Linked DNA regions of Homo sapiens: region 1 is linked to region 2. The links are chromatin loops, found by intact Hi-C in ENCODE. Cell type or tissue: endothelial cell of umbilical vein. All regions are shown on one strand. Links, peaks and the distances in the headings refer to the core of each region. The heading gives the core; the rest is flanking DNA.

Region 1 (8,377 bases), core at 58-8,057, 54 kb before region 2:
AATGTATAAATATATGTATAAATAAGTCTAGTCTATTAAATTACTTGAGGTGAATGTCCTTTGAAAGTTAAAATTTATAGCTGGGTGCAGTGGCTCATGCCTGTAATCCCAGAACTTTGGGAGGCCAAGGTGGGTGGATCATGAGGTCAAGAGATTGAGACCACCCTGGCCAACATGGTGAAACCCCGTCTCCACTAAAGATTTAAAAATTAGCTGAGCATTGGTGGTGCACGCCTGTAGTCTCAGTGACTCCGGAGGCTGAGGCAGGAGAATCACTTGAACCCAGGAGGCGGAGGTTGCAATGAGCTGAGATTGTGCCACTGCACTCCAGCCTGGTGACAGAGCAAGACTCCATCTCAAAAAAAAAGTCATAATTTATAAGGCTGGGTGTGGTCGTTCATGCCTATAATCCGAGCACTTTGAGAAGCCAAGGTGGGAGGATTGCTTGAGCCTAGGAGTTCAAGACCAGCCTGGGCAACATAGGGAGACCCCATCTGTATTAAAAATAAAAATAAAAATTAGCCAGGCATGGTGGCCACACACCTGTGGTGCTAGCAACTTGGGTGACTGAGATTGGAAGGATAGCTTGAGCCCACGAGGTCAAGGCTGCAGTGAGCCATATTTGCACCACTGCATTCCAGCCTGGACAACAGAGTGAGACCCTGTCTCAAAAAAAAAGTTATAATATAAATTAGTTATTATATATAATAGCCTTTTGATGCCTGCTTAGGATCCGTAGTTTTTCTCCCCATATTGAGAGTTAGGTAAACATTTCATGATTTTTGTGTTCAGCATTAGAAAAGAAAGCCCTGGGGAGTGAAAAGTGATACTTCCTTAGCTCTATGTGTATGATATATATTAAATTTTTAAATAGTGTACTTGTTAACACTGATCCACAAGATTGCTGAATCTTCAAGGGACAGTAAAGTCAAAGTATATTCTGTGATAATCCAGAAATAACTGTATGACAAATGACTAGGATCAATAAAAGTTATGTCTTGATTTATATTAAGCAGAATCAACCCATTTATCTGCTTTTGAGAAATGTACATTTGATAACAACCCAAAGCCTAAATGTCTTATTACAGGTACATTTTAGAGAATTCATTATTTATATGCTTTAAAGTTAGAAATTGTTGGGATTTATTTGACAGTTCCCAACTCTACCAATGTAGCACTTTCAGATTTCTCTATTATGAAAAACTGTGAGGATTTCCTAGGAAATACCTCAAGATGGGTGGAGAAAATGCCCTCTTGATCATGAAAGGTGATACGTGTTAGAGGAATGTGCTAAGCACCTTCCTTGAAGTGGGGAAAAATGTTCAGAAGCAAGCAAAGTGAGTAGTATAGAGCTGCCTTAAGGTTTGCCTCTTGTGTTCTCCTGCCTGCCTGTGTAATATCTCTCAGCACTGAAGATCAAATGAGAGATTGTTACCAAGAAAAATGAGAGAGCTAGAAAATAGATGTGAAATATAAAAATGATGGGTAAATTACACATTGATTTAGGTTTTAACTTTAAAAAGCACAGAGAGGGTAAAGATGTGAGAAGTTGCAGAACCAACAGGGTTGAGGTGTTGGTAATTCCTGCTTTATGTGCTGTAATTCAGAAACTTTAAAGTTTTACTTTTCACCTTTGAAACTGAGAGACAGTTTACATTAAGGGTTAAGACCAAGGGCTCTGGAAATCCCATGGACCTGATTTGAATCCCAGGCGTCATCTATTGTCCATGAAATCTTGGACAAGTTACTGTATCTACCTGTATTCTTCACTTAGAAAAATGAGATAATAACTCATAGGGCTGTTGTGAGCATTAAATGACAGAATCCATATCACATAGTTAAAATGTATTATTAATAGTGTACAGTGCCTGGTATAAATGTGATAAAATAAATGTGATCTGATATTTTAGAATTTAATCAGTTTGTAATACCTGGTAGCCACTGTTACTTTGTTAAAAATCTGTTACCACACTATCTTTGAAGTTATGTTTATCTCTGTAGGCTTTTTATCATCAAATTGAGGTCATTGGCTCTTCCAAGTAGTTGGTTCCTGATTCTTCTAAAAGTTCTGGATTATTATAAGATGGAAATTGTCAGTCTGAAGTCACAATATATGGGAAAAGACTATACTAACGGGAAACCTAATAGCAGTGAACTATAACAAAGCCCAAAGTCAGAGCAATGAAGAGATAGTGTATTTGACTAGTTACTCTCGGGCTTGTATTCCAAATACCTTTTTTAAAAACTTTTAAAATAAAAACACTTATTTTTTTTGAACAAAATTGCTGTTTTCTTTTTCCCATCTAGAAGTTCAGGTAAATTAAGAGAAATGGCCCTATAAAATGGAAAAATAGTATAAGGAAAAGCATAATAATCTGGAATCAATATAGCCAATCCTTAAGAAGCTTGGTTTGTTTTATATAGCTTGTGGCTTGATTTATTTGATGATTAAGTTCCTGAAAAATGATAATATGGAAACAACCACCATTTTTCTTACTTAAAACTATGGCCAATCCATTTCATTTTAATAAAATATGCCAATATGGAATATGATGACTTAAATTTTTTCTTTTTGAAATAAAAAAAGTAATTCAGTTATAATATCCAGCTTGCAAATGGCATTAGCTTGTAATTATTGTATCTACTCTAGTATGGGAGTTCTTCTGAAGTCTTTGTTAAACCCAGTGATGGCTGATAAAGGCACTTTCTAATCATCGCTCTTGACTTAGCTGCATAATGAAGATGCCACTCGTGTCAGGGCAACTAATGGCTTTGATTTTACTCTGATGGTGAGAGCCTTTCACTTCGTCTCCACTGGGAATCACTCTGATGTTGTTTAATTCCAGTCATGATTTTTACAGTATTAATTTCTTCATTCTTTGTTTAAAGAAACCCACATTCATTATGCTGAGATGTGGGTATATAATTACTTTGTTTTTCAGTAGCTGCAGATCAGTATTTTTTTTAATAGTGCCACATATTTTTAAAAGATTATTTCAGTTTGAGTATCATGATTATCCACAGTAACTATCTAAATCTCAAATGTGTTGAGGAGTACTGTGTTTTGTATGCTTAGTTACATGCTTGATTATTCCAGATAAGGTAATTCTTTCCTGTCCTCTTTGCTTTACTTTAGAGATTATCTTCTAAAAAGGGGGAAACATATAGAAACTCAAGACTGTTGAGTGCTCTTGACCTGATCTTAGAGCACAGATATCAAATATTTTAAAAAATTTACTAGAAGCCTTTGAAGTAATCATTTGGGATAGTAAAGTTCATTTACATTTTGAATGTTATTAAGATTTTAAGGTAGGCCGGGTGTGGTGGCTCACACCTATAATCCCAGCACTTTGGAAGGCCGAGGTGGGCACATCACCTGAGGTCAGGAGTTCAAGACCAGCTTGGCCAACATGGTGAAACCCCGTCTCTACTAAAAATACAAAAATTAGCCAGGTATGATGGTGGGTGCCTGTAATCCCAGCTACTCAGGAGGCTGAGACAGGAGAATCGTTTGAACTCGGGAGGCAGAGGTTGCAGAGAGCTGAGATTGTACCACTGCACTTCAGCCTGGGATACAGCCAGACTCTGTCTCAAAAAAAAAAAAAAGAAAAAAAAAATTTAGATCCATGAGTATCATTTCTACCAGCTCTCTTAATAAATGACTTATTACATATTGGGGCATAAAAATAGAAGTATTTGTGTTCAACTTTTCTTCAGTGATTATTTGTAGATTTTTGGAAACTTTGCTCAGCTTTGGAGTAGAGAGAATGAGAAAGAGATTAAATTATTTCCATTTAAGAACCAGCTCAAATGCCTGTTTTATTCTCTTGATAAGTGTTGGAATATTATTTTTGTCTTTCCCACTGATTTCTAAATCCTTCTGGTTACTCTATTGCTACAATAATTTTATGACTCATAGGAGGAATATTTGTGTGAAAGATTAAGATGCTAATTCTTTAAAAATGATATTCATAGACTACCATATATAGTCAGCATAAGTGAAACAGAATAAATCTTGCAACAGTACTCACAGTTTTCCAAAATAAGGTTTTCTTTTGATGTTAGTAAGGTAAGGAAGTGGTAAAACTTTCTTTAGGTTAAAATCTTAATGAAAGGTATTAATTTGAGCAGTCTGAAGTCTAAGTGTGCTATTTGTTTTTCCTTCGGCAAAACTTTACAGAAAGCTAATCTTTAATAAATAAACTTAGTAAACTAACTCTAAGCCATTTCATTGAGTTAAAATCTAAAGGACTTAAGTGGCACTGAAGAAAGTCTGAAGAGTTGCATATTAGTAGGCTCACTGAGCTTGTACTTGACCTTTTCTTCTAGAAAGTTCTTACAGCTATAACCTGACAAACAGGAAAATGATTTTTTAAGCAGTTTCATAGTTTTACCTTGAGATAATAGTATTTTTCCCTTCTTAAATCATTCATTCTACAAATATCAAATGCCCTGCTTTATACTATGCCCTGTGATTGCAGAATCAAGCTAAGACAGACTTTTTTTATATTACCATAAAAAATGTTATGGCAGGACCAGGCGTGGTGGCTCACACTTGTAATCCCAGCACTTTGGGAGGCCGAGGCAGGTGGATCACCTGAGGTTAGGAGTTCGAGACCAGCTTGGCCAACATGGTGAAACCCCGTCTCTACTAAAAATACAAAAAGTTACCTGGGTGTTTGGTGCCGTTTGCCTGTAATCCCAGCTGCTTGGGAGGCTGACACAGGAGAATTGCTTGAACCTGGGAGGCAGAAGTTGCAGTGAGCTGAGATTGTGTCACTGTACCCCAGCCTGGGTGACAAGAGCAGAACTTCTTCTCAAAAAAAAATAAAAGAAAAAGTTGTGGCAGATGTATGCACTGAGTGCTGAGAAAGTAGAGAGAGAGGAACACATGAGTCAGTAGTGGAAAGGAAGAACAGTGAAGAATTTTTTTTTTTTTTTTTTTTTTTTTTTTGGACACAGGGTGTTGCTCCACCACCCAGGCTGGAGTGCAGTGGCACGATCACAGCTCATTGCAGCTTCAACTTCACGGGCTCAAGTGATTCTCATGCCTCAGCCTCCCAAGTAGCTGGGACTACAGGCATACGGCACCATGCACAGCGTTTTTTTTTTTTTTTTTTTGGTAGAGACAAAAGGTGGGCATGGTAGTGTATGCCTATAGTCCCAGCTTTTTGGCAGCTTTTCTGGGGATTACATGTGTGAGCCACCACACTCTGCCAAGACTTCTTTAGGGAGGTTCATTGATTTCTTTATCCAAATATTGAATACAAACTATGTGCCAGGCATGGTTCTAAGTTATGAGAACGGATATACAATGAGTCAGATATTAAAAGTGGAAGAAAGAAAAATAGACCAGTTATGGTCAGAGTGATAGGCTGGGGATGGAGGGAGATGATAGCTTAGATTACCTTCTCCAGTGCAGGTCTCTGTAATTGACGTCTTTTGAGCAGAGATCTGAATGAACTGAGAGTGAGAGCCATGTGAATATCTGGGGAAGGGAGAGAATGCTTCATGCATAACACAACAGCCCGTTCAGAGGCCCTGAGACATGTTTGGGGAACAGCAAAAAGGCCACTGCAGCATGAACAGAGTCTGTGAAAGGCAGAATGGGGCTGCATTACAGTGGTGCTTGTAGGTTTTGAACAGAGGAGTGACATGGTATCAGTAACTTTTTAAAAAATAGGGAGATTACTTGGAGGGCAGTTGCAGTAACCCAGGGAGAGGATGACCAAAGTGGTGGTGATGAAAGTGATTGGGTTGAGGACTTGAGTACTAGTGGACGAGTGGGAAGTTAAGTTAGAAGAAAAGGGAAGATAAAAGTAGCTAGTAGATGGGCAATTACTAAGCCCTGGAACCTCTAATACCATATTGCTAGTGGTAAGATGATGAGCAATGAGACTGAAGACCACCTCAGAATGGCTTTGTGTCATAAGCTAAGAAGTTTGAGCCTTGTCCTGAAAATGTTGGGATACCATTAAAAATCTTCTTTAGGGGTCTTCTGCTATGGTTTTCCCTATTTTTATTATCTGATCATTTGAATTTTGAAATCCAAATATCTCATTTTCTTATATTTAAAGCTACTTCCTTAGGTATAGTATACATGAATTTTTAATGTTTAATATATCATTGGACCAAAATGGTAGAACTATTCTAAGAAAGAGTAGGGAACTGACATTTAAGCACCTACTGGGAGCCATGACCTGTGTCAAACACGTGTTTTAATTCTCTCAATGATCTATTGAGTGTTCATCTCTGTTTTATAGATAAAGAAAGTGAGCATCAAGCAGGTAAAGGAATTTGCCCAAGGTTAGAAGGCTAATAAATATTGGATCGATCCAAGATTTGAGCCCAGGTCTGTCTGAATCTAAACCCTTTATAGTCTCTAAACTATACTGTCTTTCTGGAGTTGAATATGAAACTAAAGTCATATGAATTTTATTTATAATGTATCAAAGATTTTTTAATCAAGTAAGCCACTGAATAGTACTTTTGCTATATTGTTAAAGTTTGAGTTAATGGTACCTCTAGAAAAGGTTGAATCATACAAGCGGTCCTTGTTAGTCTTTGGTATTCTAGAGTAGTGCTTCTTAATTTGTAATGTGTCAAGGAATTACCTCGGGATTTGTTCAAATGCAGTTCTTATTCAGTGGGTCTGATTTAGTAGGATTGGGACCTGAGATTCTGCATTTCTAACAATTTTCTGGTGATGCTGATACTGCTGGTTAAAGGAGTGCACAAATAGAATACTGTTGAATGGCTTAAACTTAAATCCATAGAAATATCCTTAGAGATCATTTTAGCATTCCTATTTTAGGCTGGAATGAAACCTTTACTGAGTACCTAAATACAAATGAGTGGTTCCATCATTTCATGAGCTCTTATTTAATATAAAAACCCTGCAAAATATATGTTACCTACTTTTTCTTAAATCTATTATTTACAGGCCGGGTGTGGTGGCTGATCACGCCACTCCCAGCACTTTGGGAGGCCAACGCGGGCAGATCATGAGGTCAACAGATCGAGACCATCCTGGCCAACATGGTGAAACCCTGTCTCTACTAAAATACAAAAATCAGTAATCCCAGCTACTCGGGAGGCTGAGACAGGAGAATCGCTTGAACCCAGGAGGCAGAAGTTGCAGTGAGCTGAGATTGTGCCGAGATTGCGCCACTGCACTCCAGCCTGGTGACAGAGCGAGACTCCATCTCAAAAAAAAAAAAATCTATTATTTGTAAAGGCACAAAACAAGTCTCTGAGAGATTGCAACTTCACAAAGACCGATCATACTTTTCCACAGATAGGCTCTTAATCATGTCAGCTCAGCAAACTTTGGTTGTATTTGGTGGCAGTGCTAAGTCCTAGGGATACAAAGACAAAAAAGTCAGCGTCTCTACTTCTTGAGTCTGTTGAGAAGAGAAGGATGCAGGCAAATGATTGGGGTACAGGGAGGCATCTGCTATAAAGAGGACATGAACATAGTAGTTGGGGCACCAGTATGCTGGTGCATAGAATGCAGGTAAGTAGTAGTGCCAGAATTCCAATCTAAGCCTTCATATGTATGGTCCACAGTTTCATCTTATTCTACCACACTGCCCATTGTAATCCAGAAGGGGCTTGGATTCATCAGCGTGTTCTAGTAGTTTGGCAGAAGAATCTTCTAAGTACCTATAGGACATGGGTGAACCTGAACTCAGGATGGGGTGGGCAGGATGGATTAGCCACCAACCACTCTTTGTTTGCCCAAAGCTTATTTTCATCAGTATGTTTATAGTATCATTAGTTTGGGAGGCCAAGGCGGGCAGATCACCTGAGGTCAGGAGTTTGAGACCAGCCTGACCAACATGGTGAAACCCCGTCTCTACTAAAAATACAAAAATTAGCCGGGCATGGTGGTACACCCCTGTAATCCCAGCTACTCGGGAGGCTGAGGTGGGAGAATTGCTTGAACCTGGGAGGTGGAGGCTGCAGTGAGCCAAGATCGCGCCACTGCACTCCAGCCTGGGTGACAGAGCGAGACCTCGTCTCAAAAAAAAACTTATTTCTTTTACCAAAACTTGATGTATAGACTGCCTTTTCTTCAGTAAATGTTTATTTTCCCATATTCGGCTTATCAAAGCCACAAAATAAGTTAGTGATAATAATATAGTCATGTATTGCTTAATGACTGGGATAAGTTCTGAGAAATGGGTTGCTGGGTGATTTCATAATTGTATAAATATCATAGAGTAGGCTTACACAAACCTAGATGGTATAGCCTATTATACACATAGACTCAATGATACAGCTTATCGCTCTTAGGCTACAAACCTGGACAGCATGTTACCGTACTGAAGACTGTAGGCAGTTGTAACACAATGGTAAGTATATGTGTATCTAA
Region 2 (8,377 bases), core at 31-8,030:
GCAGGAGGATCACTTGAGCCTAGAAGGTCAAGGCTGCAGTGAGCTATAATTGCATCACTGCATTCCAGATTGGGTGACAGAGTGAGACCCTGTCTCAAAAAGATTAAAAAAAAAAAAAATCTAGAAGCACATCTTATAACGTAACTACTGTAGCATTGAAATAGCAATGATCATAAATGGTATTTTAAAATATTTGCAACAACTACAATGTGATATGAAAACATTTATATGTTCTATTGGTGAAAAGTTAGGTACAGTGAATACTAATGGTGCATACTACATTGGAGAAAATGTTGACAAATTTAGCGAAAGTTAATGTGTAATTTTTTTTTTTTTACCCCATTGAAGTTCAGAGACTCTCTGAATTCTGTCATGGTCCGCTGGTTAAGAAACTCTGGTTTAAAGGATGGTATATCCAGAAGGCATAAACCTAAAGAAAAATAAGTGGTATTTGCATGCAGGAGAATTGTAGTTTAGAAGTGGCAGCGTAGAGCTAGGAGAAGCTTTCCATACTTCAGGACCCCATGGCGATTGTGGAGGTGAGGGCTGGAGATGGTGGGGCCGTGCCTCAGTGAGCAGACTTGGCTCAGAAAGCTGTGTGGAAGGATGACGGAGTCAGGCCAGTATCCTTTGTGATAAGAAACTGTATGTATTTCAAATCAAACCCAAAAAGTAGAGGGAAAGAAAGCTGATGGTCTAGTAGAGATGATGTTTACGATAGGTGGAGAGGCACAGTGAAAATTCTTAGGAGGGTAAGAAACAGTGAACAGATAAAGGAGAGAAAAAGGACAGAGTAGTAATGAGTGTGCTACGGATGGGTCACAGTGAGATGAACTGTTTTTGAGGTCCTGGGCAAATACAGGCTGAAACCTGGGAGGTTTGGAAGCCCTTGAAGGCAGGCCTTCTGCAACCATCAGAGTAGCAACCTACAGCCTTTGCTCAGGTTTACAGGGAGAATCCTGCTGAGAAATTGTTGGATGACCCTGAAGAAATTTTACCCCATTTTAAATATTATGTTTGTGGTGGAGAAGCCTTGGGTTTGTGTTTTAACTTCTGATGTCTTTTTTTCATTTTCCTCCTCTCTCCCTGCTAGAGGATGGAACATATTCTATCCAGCTCAGGATAGAAAAACCTAAAGTCAAAATGAGACATTTAATAGCAAAGTGTGAAATAGTGTTGGGGGTTGGGGAAGGATTGGTGTCTTATAGTAAAATCATCAGATGCTATTCTTCCTACTTCTTTTTTTTTGGCGGGGGAGGGGGTCGGGGGGTTCCAAACACACAAAACCATATAAGAGTTGTCGAGTAAAAGCAAACTTTAAGAATTATTTTTTTAGGGCCGGGCGCGGTGGCTCACGTCTGTAATCCCAGCACTTTTGGGGGGCCAAGGCGGGTGGATCACGAGGTCAAGAGATCGAGACCATCCTGGGTAACATGGTGAAACCCCGTCTCTACTAAAAAAAATACAAAAAATTAGCTGGGCGTGGTGGTGCGTGCCTGTAGTCCCAGCTACTCGGGAGGCTGAGGCAGGAGAATCACTTGAACCCAGGAGGCGGAGGTTGCAGTGAGCCAAGATTGCACCACTGCACTCCAGCCTGGTGACAGAGTGAGACTCCGTCTTGAAGAACAAAAAAAAAAAAAAAAAAAGAAGAATTTTTTTTTAAAGACCAGACTTGCCATTCTATAATAACCCAAAGGAGGATTTGGGAGTATCTTCCAGAGTAAGGAAAATAACAAAAAGAAAACAAAGTAGCAAAATGTATATAGGGTGGGGGGTGGTTAATATGACTAGACAGACTTTAAATATATGTAACTTAATTTTTAGTCATTTGAAATGGATAGAATTAGGTCATTCTGATTGGGAAATGTATTAACTTTAAAGTAGATGTTTTTAATCTATCTGCACGGTTACTCTGATGAACGTTTTATTTCTTTAAACCTAACATTAAATGTGTTAATCAGTAGATTGATTCTCTTTGGCTTTATTTTTAATTAGGAGTTAGCCCTGCGTAGCCAGTTACCAACACTGGAGCAGGATGGTGGGACTCAAAATCCAGTGTCTTCTCCCGGGATGTCTCAGGAATTGAGAACAATGACGACCAATAGCTCAGATCCTTTCCTTAACAGGTTGGTGAAAGTTGCTACTGGTGAATATCTGAAAAGGATCATTGCTTTAAAATCATTCTGCTTAGTGCTTGTAATAGGCTATTTGGAACATCTGTGTGGGCCAAAAACCATAGCTGTAAATGAATCTCTCTGTAAATGGCAAGTACATGCAGAGTTGAGGATTAAAAGTTGTCTCCTGTGAGAGGAAGTGAACTGTTCAGACTTGTACAAGGGATACTTATTCAAAGTCATGACGTGTTTGCTTCTGCCTATACTGTTGACTAACAGTTACTTAAAATTACAGAATCATGAAGGAACATGTGAATGCCTTTCTGTGAAAGCAAATGAATTTCATGTTAAACCTACTTAGGATTGCATTATAAGGATCACTGGAAGGAATTTTCCACATAGCTATTCAAGCTAAAACGTTTCACCCAGCAGCACTGTAAGGCCTCATGTTCTTAAGGGCTATAGTCCAAGGAGATAAAATGTAAGGTTGTGCCTCTTTCAAAAATGCACTAAGATTAACGGCAGTATTTGAAAATAACATAGCTTAGGGATGCTTCTTAGTGAGTTACCACAAATCCTGGGTTTCAGACAGATTGCAATATTACATAAACTGCCATTTTGAAGTCTGTAAGCTGAAACAGGTCATATTCTTTGCCTAGGAAGTCATTTAAGATTAAGATTTAACTAAAATTCCTTCTTCTAGGTTGTGGAGTTTCAAACTTTTTAAAATATGGGATTAGTTTACGCTTTGGATTCCTTTTCTAACTGATTTAAATAACACACTTTCTTAAATACTCAAAGGTATTTTGCACTAGGAAAACTATTACACCACCTTTTCAGTTCTCACCAATTGAATTGGAAACTTAGTAATTCCAAGAGAAAATATCTTATCCTGCTAAAAGTATTTAGTGCAATAGAATTCACCATTTACTCAGTTTTTAAGATTAGTACTGGTGGCCTAGTTGGAAGGTTTGATTTTGAAGACCATCTAAAATGTATTTTAAGTTTGTATTTACTCTTCTGACATACACTTTAAAGTTCTAAAAGTAAGTGTATTTATATAAGATTATAGTTCTAGACTTAAACTGAGGCTAATTAAGAGAGGCATAGCCTCAGAACTTTTTTTCCAACAAGGAAAATTTCATATCCATGTAATTCCAGTACCTGTCTTGTTGAAGGGGCTATATTAATCCCAGGGATAAAAATTAGACCATTTTAAAAATGGATAGGCTGCATATCCTTCTGACAGTCACTTATGAAGATTTTTTTTCTTAAAACTTTTGATGAGAGCTGGGCTACAATTTGAGATTCTATTTTCTGGGAAGATCAGAGTGGCAGATAATCAGTGTTACTAATCTAAGGGCAGAATTGTATATGCATTCTCTGCAGTACCCCCAGTTTCTAATAATAACATACATCTGACTTTGACTTTTTTTTTCTTTAAAAAAAAAAACAACTCTTGGCTGGGCATGATGGCTCATGCCTGTAATCCCAGCACTTTGGGAGGCCAAGGCAAGTGGACCACCACCTGGGGTAAGAGTTCGAGACCAGCCTGACCAACATGGCGAAACCCCATCTTTACTAAAAATACAAAATTAGTTGGGCATGGTCACGCATGCCTATAATCCCAGCTACTCGGGAGGCTGAGGCAGGAGAATCGCTTGAACCCGGGAGGCAGAGGTTGCGGTGAGCCGAGATCATGCCGTTGCACTCCAGCCTGGGCAACAAGAGTGAAACTTGGTCTCAAAAAACAAAAAGACAAACAAAAAAACCTCTTGATGGTTTTTCCCTTGTTTACTATTTGATTTATGTATATTCCTTAAGCTCTAAATACTTTTTGCCCCAACTTGCCTTGGCATTGACTCTTAGTAGTAATGCTGAGTTCCCTTAGTTCCCTTTTACTTTTACCCTCAAAGCTCACTCAGATGTCCCCCTCCATGAAACTTTTACCCTTTACTTCTAAGCTCCCTGTTTGTTCTGAAAGCACTGTGCTTACATCTGAGTTCATATAGCCCCTAAATATGATTCATTAGTATATTTGTTCATTTCCCTCCTTGAAGTTGTGAGCCTCTCACAAAACATTGTTTGTAGGTGGTGGTGATTGTTAACCTCTTTATCCTCAAAGCCTAGTCTAATGCCTGTCATGTAGTAGCAGATGCTCAGTGAATGTTTACTGAATGAGTGGGGCCTGTAGGAAGTGGGGTTCTGCAGGGAGCAGTTCCTCACCAGGAAAATGGCCCTGTAAACTCTGTCCTCAGGAATGCCCATGTGCTTCCCCTGTGGTTTGGAATGAACTCTGCGCAACTCTGTAAGTTCAGTTATTCAGTAATAGACTAAAATGTCTGATGTGTGTCCCATGCTTAGCAGCCGAATAGAGTGATGACTAGGACCAGGCTCTTGTCCCAGATCAGGGCAGGCAAAATACAAACAAACCACATCCTGAGGCCTTCTCATATATGGCTGCATTGTATACCAATGGTCTCAGAGGCAAATGTGTGTTTTCTTGGATCTGTGTGAGGCTTTTGAGCCTTGGCAAAATCTGGCAGAAGCATTAGAGTAAACCAGTGATGGCAGTATATAGAATGAGGGGAGAGAGAGAACAAGGCAAATGCATTGCATCATTTAGGGAAGGCAGTTGGGGTATTGACTGAGCTTTTAGCCTTGAGCAATTGTTAAACTTGTTTTTATTTTTTAACTTTTATGTAAGTTAAATAGCTGCTTATTAAATGTACAAGCCGTAGAGAAAGTTGAAGTTCACACTCACACAGACCATTGAAGAATAACAGCTGCCTTGATTTTATGCGTTTCTCTAAGATTTTGTAGAGTTAGTAGAACTCAGGGAATGCCAGCTGATGTCTAGATGCTACTAGCTTAGGAAAGTGTTCTATTTCTCAGGGTAATGGATATTTACCATACTTTTAATGTAAATCTGGGAAACCTTACTTAGTCTAAAGTGAAAATCTGTGTTGGGTCATTTTATTTTCAAGGGATGTGCCTTGCAGTTTTTTGTTTTGCTCTTTTCTTTAACTGGAGCTATATGATTTCCCGTTTCGTTTCGTACTGAAGTGTTTGAGGCTTTTTCCTCCCCCGCCCAAACACAGAAGCAAGGAGATCAAGCCACGAGTATTCTTATCTTATTGGCAGTGACTCACCTATTTTGGCTCAGTCCTAAAAGGAATTCTGGTGGTTTATTTGGGGTTGATTTTTCCTTGGCTTATGTTCTCTGCACAATAGCTAGGAATTTAACTTGAGTCTAGTGCAGACCTGTCTCCTCGCCCACCTGGAGTTTGTGTTGTGACGTCTCTGTGCCACCACCACCTGGAGAATTGAGGCCTTGGGACAAGTAAGTTGTATGGGTTCCTCCGCACCCCCAGATTCAAATGATATTACAGAGAGGAGAATACTGATGCAGAGAATTTTCTGTCAGCCAGGAAAACTAACTGGGGGTATCTTTTTTTGTCCCTTATTGTCACCAAGCACAGAACCTTAGGAGAAATCTTGGTTCCTTAGAGCTGCCAGCTTCAATTAGGATTAACTTGTCTATTTCACTTCATAGCACAAGCCCTGTCTATGGCCCTGAGGGAGGGTGCTTGTTTCAGACATTGCAGGACAGGAATTTTCACTAATCCTCTTTGAGAATTATGTTGCTGCTCAGCAGGTGTTTATTTTTACCTTGAATTGATTTTTAAAATTTTTTGTGTTGGTCTTTAACTGTCATGTTTATGTAGTGGCACCTATCACTCTCGAGATGAGAGTACAGACAGTGGACTAAGCATGAGCAGCTACAGTGTCCCTCGAACCCCAGATGACTTCCTGAACAGTGTGGATGAGATGGATACAGGTTGGTATTCTTTATTCCTCTTAGTAACCTGACTTAACAGTGGGATATGTTATCACCAGGTCTCATAAGGTATTGTAAGCAAAGATGATTCAGAAGAAAACCAATTAAAATCCTGTAAATTTGAATTAAATTGATCCTGCTTTGTCTCTATACGGTGATTTGTAACTTGTCTTTTCCTAGTTTAAAAAAATATATATCATGGATTGGCCGGGTGCAGTGGCTCATGCCTCTAATTCCAGCATTTTGGGAGGCCAAAGTGGGTGTATTGTTTGAGCCCAGGAGTTCAAGACCAGTCTGGGCAACATGGTGAAACCCCATCTCTATAAAAAAACATACAAAAATAAGTCAGCTGTCATGGTACATGCCTGTAGTCCCAGCTACTCAGGAGGCTGAGGTGGGAGGATGGATTGAGCCCCGGTGATCACACCACTGCACTCCAGTTTGGGTGACAGAATGAGACCTCTTCTCAAAAAAAAAAAAAAAAAATCATAAATTGGATATATTAGCTCTATTTGAATAAAACTCTGATAACATGACTTATGTTAGCATGTTGATCTTAATTGGCAGGACAAACTGACAACCCTGTTAGAACATCTCTCTCCTTATAGATTAGTGTCCTTAATTTTGAGAGATGTCTACATGTAATTCAGTGTTTGTCTTCATCTTTTCTCTAAGAGTTTTTGGTCCACCTTAAGTGTTATGGGGCTCAGGAAACCAGGTGGGAAAGACTAGGAGGTGGGGCTCACTTACTTTGTTAGAATAGTTGCAGAAGGCCAGGTGCGGTGGCTTAAACCTGTAATCCCAGCACTTTGGGAGGCCGAGGTAGCCAGATCACGTGAGGTCATAAGTTCAAGACCAGCCTGGCCAACATGGTGAAACCCTGTCTCTACTAAAAATATAAAAATTAGCCACATGTGGTGGTATGCACCTGTAATCCCAGCTACTCGGGAGACTGAGGCAGGAGAATCATTTGAACCCGGGAGGCGGAGGTTGCAGTGAGCCAAGATCACACCACTGCACTCCAGCCTGGGTGACAGAGCAAGACTCCGTCTCAAAAAAAAAAAAAAAAAAAAAAAAAAAGAATAGTTGCAGGGGTCTTGCAGGAGCTAAGAAATACCTGCCTCACAGGGGTAATTACGGAAGCATTTCTCCTGTGGCTTACCTGGCAACCATTGCCCTAGAGTTGACAACTGCCAGAGTGCATGAATTGGCAGGGAAATGAAGCTGTTCTTTAGCTACCAACTCTTTCACTAACTGCTTCTATTCTGAAAGTGTTTAGCAAGGCTTTTGTGCCTGTATTCATCCAGCTCCTGGCTTTGATGCTTTCTAGAATCCACACTACCCCTCCTCTCTGATTATCTAGATGTTAAATCATCCTTAGGAGCCACTTCAAACCCATTTCACACACAACACCTTTACTTACTCCTCTAATCTGTATTGCTCTCTTCTCCAGACCCCTGTAGCACTTAATGGTTTATGTTAGTTTTTCTGAAAGTATGTTCTATTGAAGCTCTGAGGAGTGTTAATGTTGTCATATGCAAAAAAGGCTCTGTGGCCAAGTAAGTTTGGGAAACCTAGAAGCAAGGCTAGGAAGATGGATTTATTCAAAGCCCTCTGGGAAGGCTTGTTTTGCTGTTAGGAAGGTGCATCTCCTAAGGGTAGAATAAAGTATTCTTGCAGTCTTTCTATTTTAGTGTTTCCCAAAGTATATTTAAGGCCAAGGTAGGTCTATACCACTCATGTTTATGTTTAGTCTTATTATGGTGGTGCTTATCTGGAAGACAGGGTAGTGATGCTGTCGTGTTGTGTACTTGTTCTTTCTCCCGCTGCTGCATATAATTTTTCAAGGGCTTTTTTATTTTTTTCATGACTCCTTTAGTGCTCAGCACATAATAGCAATCAAGCTGTTATTGGATATCTGAACAATGTTGAAGCAAAAGTAAACTTGGCATTGTTATTTTGTTATCTGTGAGTTGTTTGACCTGATATAAATTCTAGGTATCAGTTTAGGTCAGTCAGGAGCGCTTTTCTTTCCCTGTGCATTTCTCTGTGCTCATATGATACAGCCCTGATGTTAGCTTTTCAAAAAGGACTTTGTTATCTCTGTGTGTTTCCACTAGGTGATACTATCAACCAAAGCACCCTGCCCTCACAGCAGAACCGTTTCCCAGACTACCTTGAAGCCATTCCTGGGACAAATGTGGACCTTGGAACACTGGAAGGAGATGGAATGAACATAGAAGGAGAGGAGCTGATGCCAAGTCTGCAGGAAGCTTTGAGTTCTGACATCCTTAATGACATGGAGTCTGTTTTGGCTGCCACCAAGCTAGATAAAGAAAGCTTTCTTACATGGTTATAGAGCCCTCAGGCAGACTGAATTCTAAATCTGTGAAGGATCTAAGGAGACACATGCACCGGAAAT

What was found. A loop is a pair of places that touch in the nucleus more often than their neighbours do. Peaks named below come from ENCODE experiments on the same cell type or tissue, not always from the same donor. Only the 100,000 strongest peaks of a DNase experiment are listed, where the experiment ranks them.
Region 1: a loop joins it to region 2, with 2.5 times the contacts of the local background. A loop is called at or near these places in 6 of 110 quality-filtered maps.

Annotation. Positions count from the first base shown.
Region 1 is chr11:102,167,375-102,175,751 of GRCh38, forward strand. The region is part of intron 3 of YAP1 (Yes1 associated transcriptional regulator); the gene reads left to right. Among named protein-coding and RNA genes, the nearest start is that of YAP1-DT, 61 kb to the left of the region's middle. In endothelial cell of umbilical vein, for the core only: no CTCF peak of the experiment used is centred there; a DNase peak (open chromatin) is centred at 3,887; H3K27ac peaks cover 994 bases.
Region 2 is chr11:102,221,627-102,230,003 of GRCh38, forward strand. YAP1 (Yes1 associated transcriptional regulator) reads left to right here. Exons shown (of 9, transcript NM_001130145.3): 7 at 1,996-2,126; 8 at 5,843-5,955; 9 at 8,076-8,377. The coding sequence ends at 8,314. Among named protein-coding and RNA genes, the nearest start is that of BIRC3, 92 kb to the right of the region's middle. In endothelial cell of umbilical vein, for the core only: no CTCF peak of the experiment used is centred there; DNase peaks (open chromatin) are centred at 4,395 and 5,155; H3K27ac peaks cover 1,579 bases.